Linked DNA regions of Homo sapiens: region 1 is linked to region 2. The links are chromatin contacts, found by Hi-C in ENCODE. All regions are on one chromosome and are shown on one strand. The core of a region is the stretch at or near the end of the contact, and the rest is flanking DNA. Distances in the headings are between cores, read along the strand shown. Region 1 has its middle 61 kb from the start of LINC00158. Region 2 holds the start of LINC01684 (long intergenic non-protein coding RNA 1684).

Region 1 (3,114 bases), core at 541-3,040, 940 kb after region 2:
AGCATCGGCCTCAAGATAAGCAATATTAAAAACAATTATAGCTCATCCACCACCAGACGCAGACTAACTCCCTGTTCCACAAGCCGTAACTATAGCTTTGATTGAACCAGAAGCTGATTTCAGTAACTTTCTTCTGATAAGAGGCCACTAACTATAGGATGGTTCTGGCCAGTTTACAGAGGCTGCATGCTAGAGTGCCTCGTTTTTTTCGCTTCACTTTTTTGACCCAATTGTAATGCATTTAAAGGTGAAGTCTCCACTCCCAACGTGAAATGGGACACATGTAACATGCATGTTTATTCAATATGCATGCATCAGGATCTTCTTTGTAAATATTCATAGCTTCTCCTATAACTGTTGAATATATATGTGTAGCCAACCTGTTTAGCGTAAAGCTCCTGCCCCAACCCCCCCTCCTATGCAGTGCCTGTTAACAGTCTCTGCTGGAGGCTACACTTCCCAGCCTGGCAGGATGGCTACCCTGCAGTCTGTAACCCTTTATAAAAAATAAAGTCTCCTTTCCAAAGTACATAGGCAATTGAAGTAGAATATAATAAGTGATATGAAGTATAGAGAAAATGATCACCTGTCTAGCTGGAGGATTGAGAGTAGGCTTCTAAGATAACATCCAAACTGACTCTTGAAGCATAAGAAACCCATTTTACCTGGGATTATCCAGTTGAAAAACCAAGGCAGGGGCAGCCAGGAAACTCCATGTACAAATTAGAGAAAACAAAGTTTAAGTCTCAGTTTCCTTATAAAAGTTAGGACCAGGATTTAAACTCAGCTTTGACTCCAAAGATTGTGTTTATTCTACTTCCACCAAAATTTAGAAAGGAAAATGGTAGTAGATGCATATACAACTGCCTCTCCATCCTTCACAGGTGTATCTAGAGCCAACTCTCACCACTGTGATTTTCCAGGACATGGTTTTCTTACCCTGTTGCTCCCATGAAGAACAAAATGCAGTTTGAACTAGTTGACAACAGTAACATAGAGAGTTCTGAAGTACTTTTTTGACTGCCAAAGCTCCCCTGATGGGAGTTGGCAGCAGAAATACTTTCTGGGTTAGACAATTACTGGTAGTAAAGAATCCCTGAAGGTTACACCTAACTCCAGTTATGCCATTACTTACACCGAATGTTGACCTACCCATGTATAATAGGCAGCAAAGAAATATTTTTTAGTTAGTGACTGAGAGCTCTTTTCATACAATATTATAGTTCTCATATTTTTAACAATTATTACTGATTGTTCTAATTTTAAATAGTTGTTTAAATTTCATAGAATAAAATATGTGTCACCTTGCCAGAATAACGAATATGGTTTTATGATTCAGTGTTTAGCTAATGCAAAATACCTCCTCGAGACTCACCCCAAATGTTTCAGGAAGGAATCCAAACAATTTTTATTAGGAAATGACAACATGTAACTAGAATGTAAAATTAAGGAACTTACAATAAAGCAAGCTTCAGTGCAATCACTTATTTCAGCAGTTGATGGATTCTATTAGCAGAGTCGTTTTGGCACTGGTTTCCAGGTGGAGCATGATTAATCATTACTCCTGCAAGGCACTCATTCATCATTACCCAAGTAAATAAATATTTTTACATCTTTAATTTTAATACCTAAATCAACCAGAAAGAAATTAGTCTATTTACTTGGGGGTGAGAGAACTCTGTAGAAATGAAGGTCTGTGTTGATTGACTAGGAAGGAATCCAGTACCACATCAGCAGCGTAGCCCAGGAATGGGAAGCAGAGATCACAGCTCTGACTCATGTTCGATATGAGGTGGCCCAGAGCTCCCAGTGTTTCTGAGGCTGACTCAGAACTCTGAGTAGGACTGTGGTGAGCCAACAGTCGCCATGGAATATGAACGAGACACATGGGTTTTGATGTGATGTGACCTCATGTGATGTGGTGTAGCTGGAAGGGCCTCCTGGCACAGTGCTGGGCCCAGACTTGGGGGTCAGGACCTGTCAGATGAATTAGCTTCTGAAAGAGTCAGCCATGCTGCCAGCAAACACTGTGGGTGGGCTTGGTATAGAGGATCGCCTGGTCAGTGGTTCTCAAACTCGAGCATGTCAGAATGAACTGGTCTGCTGGTTAAAAATGCAGATTTCAGACCAGGTGCAGTGGTTCACATCTGTACTCTCAGCACTTTGGGAGGCCGAGGCAGGTGGATCACTTGAGGCCAGGAGTAAGAGACCAGCCTGGGCAGCATAGTGAGACCCTGTCTGAACAAAAAAATTTAAAATAAATTAGCTGGGTATGGTGGTGCTTGCCTATAGTTCTAGCTACTTGGGAGACTGAGGCAGGAGGACCACTTGAACCTACGAATGAGGCATTACAATGAGCCGTAATCACACTACTGAACTGTAGCCTGGGTGAGAGTGAGAACATGTCTCAAAAAGAAATGAAGATTCTCTGGCCCAATCCCAGAAGTTCAGATTCAGTAAGATAGGGATGGAACTCAGAAATGCGCATTTTTAAAACTTACAGTGTAGGTTTCTGATGAGAAAGCATAGTCTAGGAGGTAATGAAATAAATAAGATAAATACCTTAAATTCTACCTGGCAGGATGAACAATAATATATAAAATCCAACAAATAAGGTTTCATGGCATAAGTACAAAGAAAGAAATTTGCCATTACCACCCTCTCACTCTGGCTACACTATAGGTAAGTGTAAGCGCCTCATATGTTGTTTCCAATTTTCAGAGGCTATTAAGAAATTACTAATAAGATCTTACATTTATATTTTAATTCAAAAATTTTCATTTACTTTAATATACCAGTTGAGTGCATAACAGGCAGTTCTCTTGTAGTGGAAAAGGTATCATATCAGATACTAAAGGAAAAAAACTGAATTCAAATCACAATTTCATTTCTGGCTAAATTTATCATATTGATATGTGATAAAGCAACTCAATTTCTTTGACTTAAATCTTGGAATAATATTACCTGTGGAGAATGATCGTTATAAGAATTAAGTGAAAAGCGTATAAAAGCTCTGATGATCGTACCTGGTATATAGAGAAATCTCTGAAATTTTTTTGTCTAGATGGATGAATGAACAAACACACACTTGAGTGGATGAGAAACTTTTTTGAA
Region 2 (3,217 bases), core at 32-2,531:
GCAGATGGTCAGAGCTCAGGAGTTTGAGACCAGCTTGGGCAACACGCTGAAACTCCGTCTCTACTAAAATACAAAAAATTAGCTGGGCGTGGTGGCAGGCGCCTGTAATCCTAGCTACTTGGGAGGCTGAGGCAGGACAATTCCTTGAACCTGGGAGGCGGAGGTTGCAGTGAGCCGAGATCACCCCACTGCACTCCATTCAGGGCGACAGAGTGAGACTCCACGCCGTCTCAAAAAAAAAAAAAAAAAAAAAAAAAAAAAAGAAAAGAGAAGAAAAGTTGCAACAAGTTAATATAAGTTTATTTTGGTACAAAAAATGTTTAAAATTGATACATAAGTTTTATGATAACAATTTTTTATGAACATCTTGAAGACCCTTAGTTTGAGAAGAAAAAAAGAAGTACTACATGGAAACATTCACTCAGTTCAAAAATAATGACTATTAAGCAACGGTTCTATGAGAAAGGTACTATTAATTTGTAATGAGAAAGAGCCTATGGATCATCTTATATTTTTAAAATTGAGGGGACAACAAGAATGTTTACTATAGGGCTATTATAGCACATTCGTGAAAAAGGGAGTCAGAATTTAAAAGAACAACATTGGCAAAGATTACTTATTACACTTCATGTTTGTGACCAAGATTTATCAATAGAAAAGTACTCTTATTTTACCTAAAACTTTTAATCCTTAAAGATCTTTACTATGTTATATTGCAATTTTCATAAAGATGGCCAAGTAAAAAAATTATAGGGAAACAATGTACTCTGGTTTCAACTAAAGTCAGAAATACTATACTTCAGTAAAGCACACTTTAATTAAAATTTAAAGAATTATTTAACACTCCCAATATTTGATCGATTAAAGTTGGCAAAAGTCAGAAAGTATTTGGCATGTAAAATTTCCCTTTAATGGTTAGATGTAATGAGGCATTTTTTTAAGTGTTTTAGAATAACCCCTGGGAATACCATCACTAGAAATACTAACTGGAATATTTAGTGAGTAAAGCAAATGCCACATTCTTGGGTACCTACAAAAAAAATCTCACTTTCAGAGAGGCACAAATTATGCATCTTATTAATGTGCAGAACTAGATCTACAAATGGGCAATCAGAAAAAACTGAAAACTCTCAAAAAGCTAAGTTCTTAGGAGAAATGTGTATATTTGGGACAATAGTAAATAACCCCTTAAAAGAAGTAAATCCAGTCCTCAAAGCAAAAGGGCGAGTCTGAGAGCAAGAGCCCCAGAGAAAGACGCCGGAAGGAAGTCGTAGATGTAGGAAGTGACTGTAGGTTTAGATGAATGGAAAATGAACTTGCCAGTTCACAGCTATGTCCTTCCCAATTTAGGAGGTTAAGGGCAGGAAAAACATGAGAAACTCTTTTGAGAAGCTGCACAAGCTGACATGGAGGATCAAGGATTTCAAAAGCTTTGAATATAAAGAGGTGAGAATTTTTATTTTATTTTTTTACTATTATTCTGGTCTGTTGGTTGAGCTCTGAGGTTAACATCTTACAACACTTTAAAGTGAAACTAAAACAAACACATCATTTTTAAAATTGGCCATATCCGGAGCCCAGAAAAATATTACAAATAGTAACGTGTCCTTTCGGACACCTCATAAAAATTTAGGGAAGAGATATATGGAAATACCTTTTAAACACTTGGCAAATAGAATAGGTTTCAATTACATCAGATTATAGTTTTTAGTCTGACAGTTTGTGTCTGGATGTACAACGGATTAATTTTATTAAGTTTGTTGGAAGAGTTATTGAAACAACAGGTTTCAATTATTTTGTTCTCACTGAAATCTGTTTCACAAAATGGACCACTGAAATAAGAAAAATGGTTTCAGTTTATTTTAATGTGATTTCCTGAGTGGAGAGAATTTTCTACATATATATGTAAAAGTCAAGTTATTGCTTATGAATACAGCATTACTTTTTAACTATTCTATTAAAATAATATTCTCTTAGATTTCAATAACATGTAATGTGCACGTATTACACACATGAAAAGTCAATTCTCATGGTCACTCACACTAAGGTGAGTGAATATATGACTGTCCTCTGCATGTGATGCTCAGGATATCTCATGAAAATGTACAAATTGTCATAAATGGAATTTCCTAGCACTGCTATCTTACCATAAAAATGATGTGGTGATAATAGTGGTAAACAAAATTGTCAGAGATCAAATGTGACATATCACTATTCATTTAAGGTATAAAATGGCTGTTGATAAGATATTTGGAAATGGATATAGCATGATCATAATACAGAAATTACAAATATTGCTACAAATTACAATTTTTAGAATTTGTTTTAAGATATTTCATTATCACTAAACAGGCTTCAAATGCCTAGTGAACTGATAAATCCCACTGCCAACTGATTTGTTTCAATATGATGTGTTCATTGCTTGTATTTGGACCTATTAATAACTTGCAGAGCTAAGAAGTATGTGCTTTCCTTGCATCTTTATTGTACTCCAACTCTATTCCCTGGAAGATAGCCAATGTAAAACAATATTAATTTAATACCAACTTAAATTTTGCTTCATACAATTTTCAGTTTATATGAGAAGGTAATTTCTTTATGGATTCTGAGTTAAAATGAAATTTTAAGATTTCAAAGTTTATTATTGTTATTTCAAAAATTGCGGTTAAAATTTTATCATAAAAATCATACTTAAGAATCATAATCTTCTAATATTAAAAGAAGGAATACAAGGGAACAGGTGATTGAGCTGACCATAGAATATCGTATGAGTGGAAAGTAAAAGCTCTTGGCAGTGTAGAGATAGAACTTGTTAAAGCAGTTGCAGTTCCGTATGTTGTCTTCTTAAATAGATATGAGATTGGAATTAACTTGTTAGTGATATTCATTTCTAAGAATATCATAGAACGCCAAAATTGGAAGATTAATTTGGTTGTGATCCCAAGTTCATTGAATAGTATTTTATCTTACTGTGTGTATAAGTAATATGATAATGGTGATGGTCAAAATAGAAACCTTGCTTGATGCCATGCATGGTACTAATAAGCATTAGTATGCTCATAAAGCATGAGCATTATGTTATGTAATTCTAACAATCTTATGATGTAGTTATAACTATTACCTCATGCTTTTATTTATTAATTTAAATGATATTTATTAAGTACATTTGGTCTTCAATTTTATAGATGGCATAGCTATCATAAATTAAACAAATAAG

The links. Hi-C counts contacts between places; a loop is a spot of excess contacts on that map. Pooled maps may share reads with other maps.
Region 1: a loop to region 2 is called in a map with no recorded cell type, with 4 times the contacts of the local background. The contact joins the enhancer-like site here to the promoter of LINC01684 in region 2. A Hi-C loop is called at or near these places in 1 of 37 single-sample maps with no recorded cell type and 1 of 50 pooled maps.

The regions. Positions count from the first base shown.
Region 1 is chr21:25,368,646-25,371,759 of GRCh38, forward strand. No RefSeq gene overlaps it. Among named protein-coding and RNA genes, the nearest start is that of LINC00158, 61 kb to the right of the region's middle. Within about 2 kb of position 1,791, at least 3 of the 41 ENCODE cell types and tissues checked have a DNase peak (open chromatin) inside an H3K27ac peak, as active enhancers do.
Region 2 is chr21:24,427,459-24,430,675 of GRCh38, forward strand. LINC01684 (long intergenic non-protein coding RNA 1684) reads left to right here and starts at 1,282. Exons shown (of 3, transcript NR_135519.1): 1 at 1,282-1,446.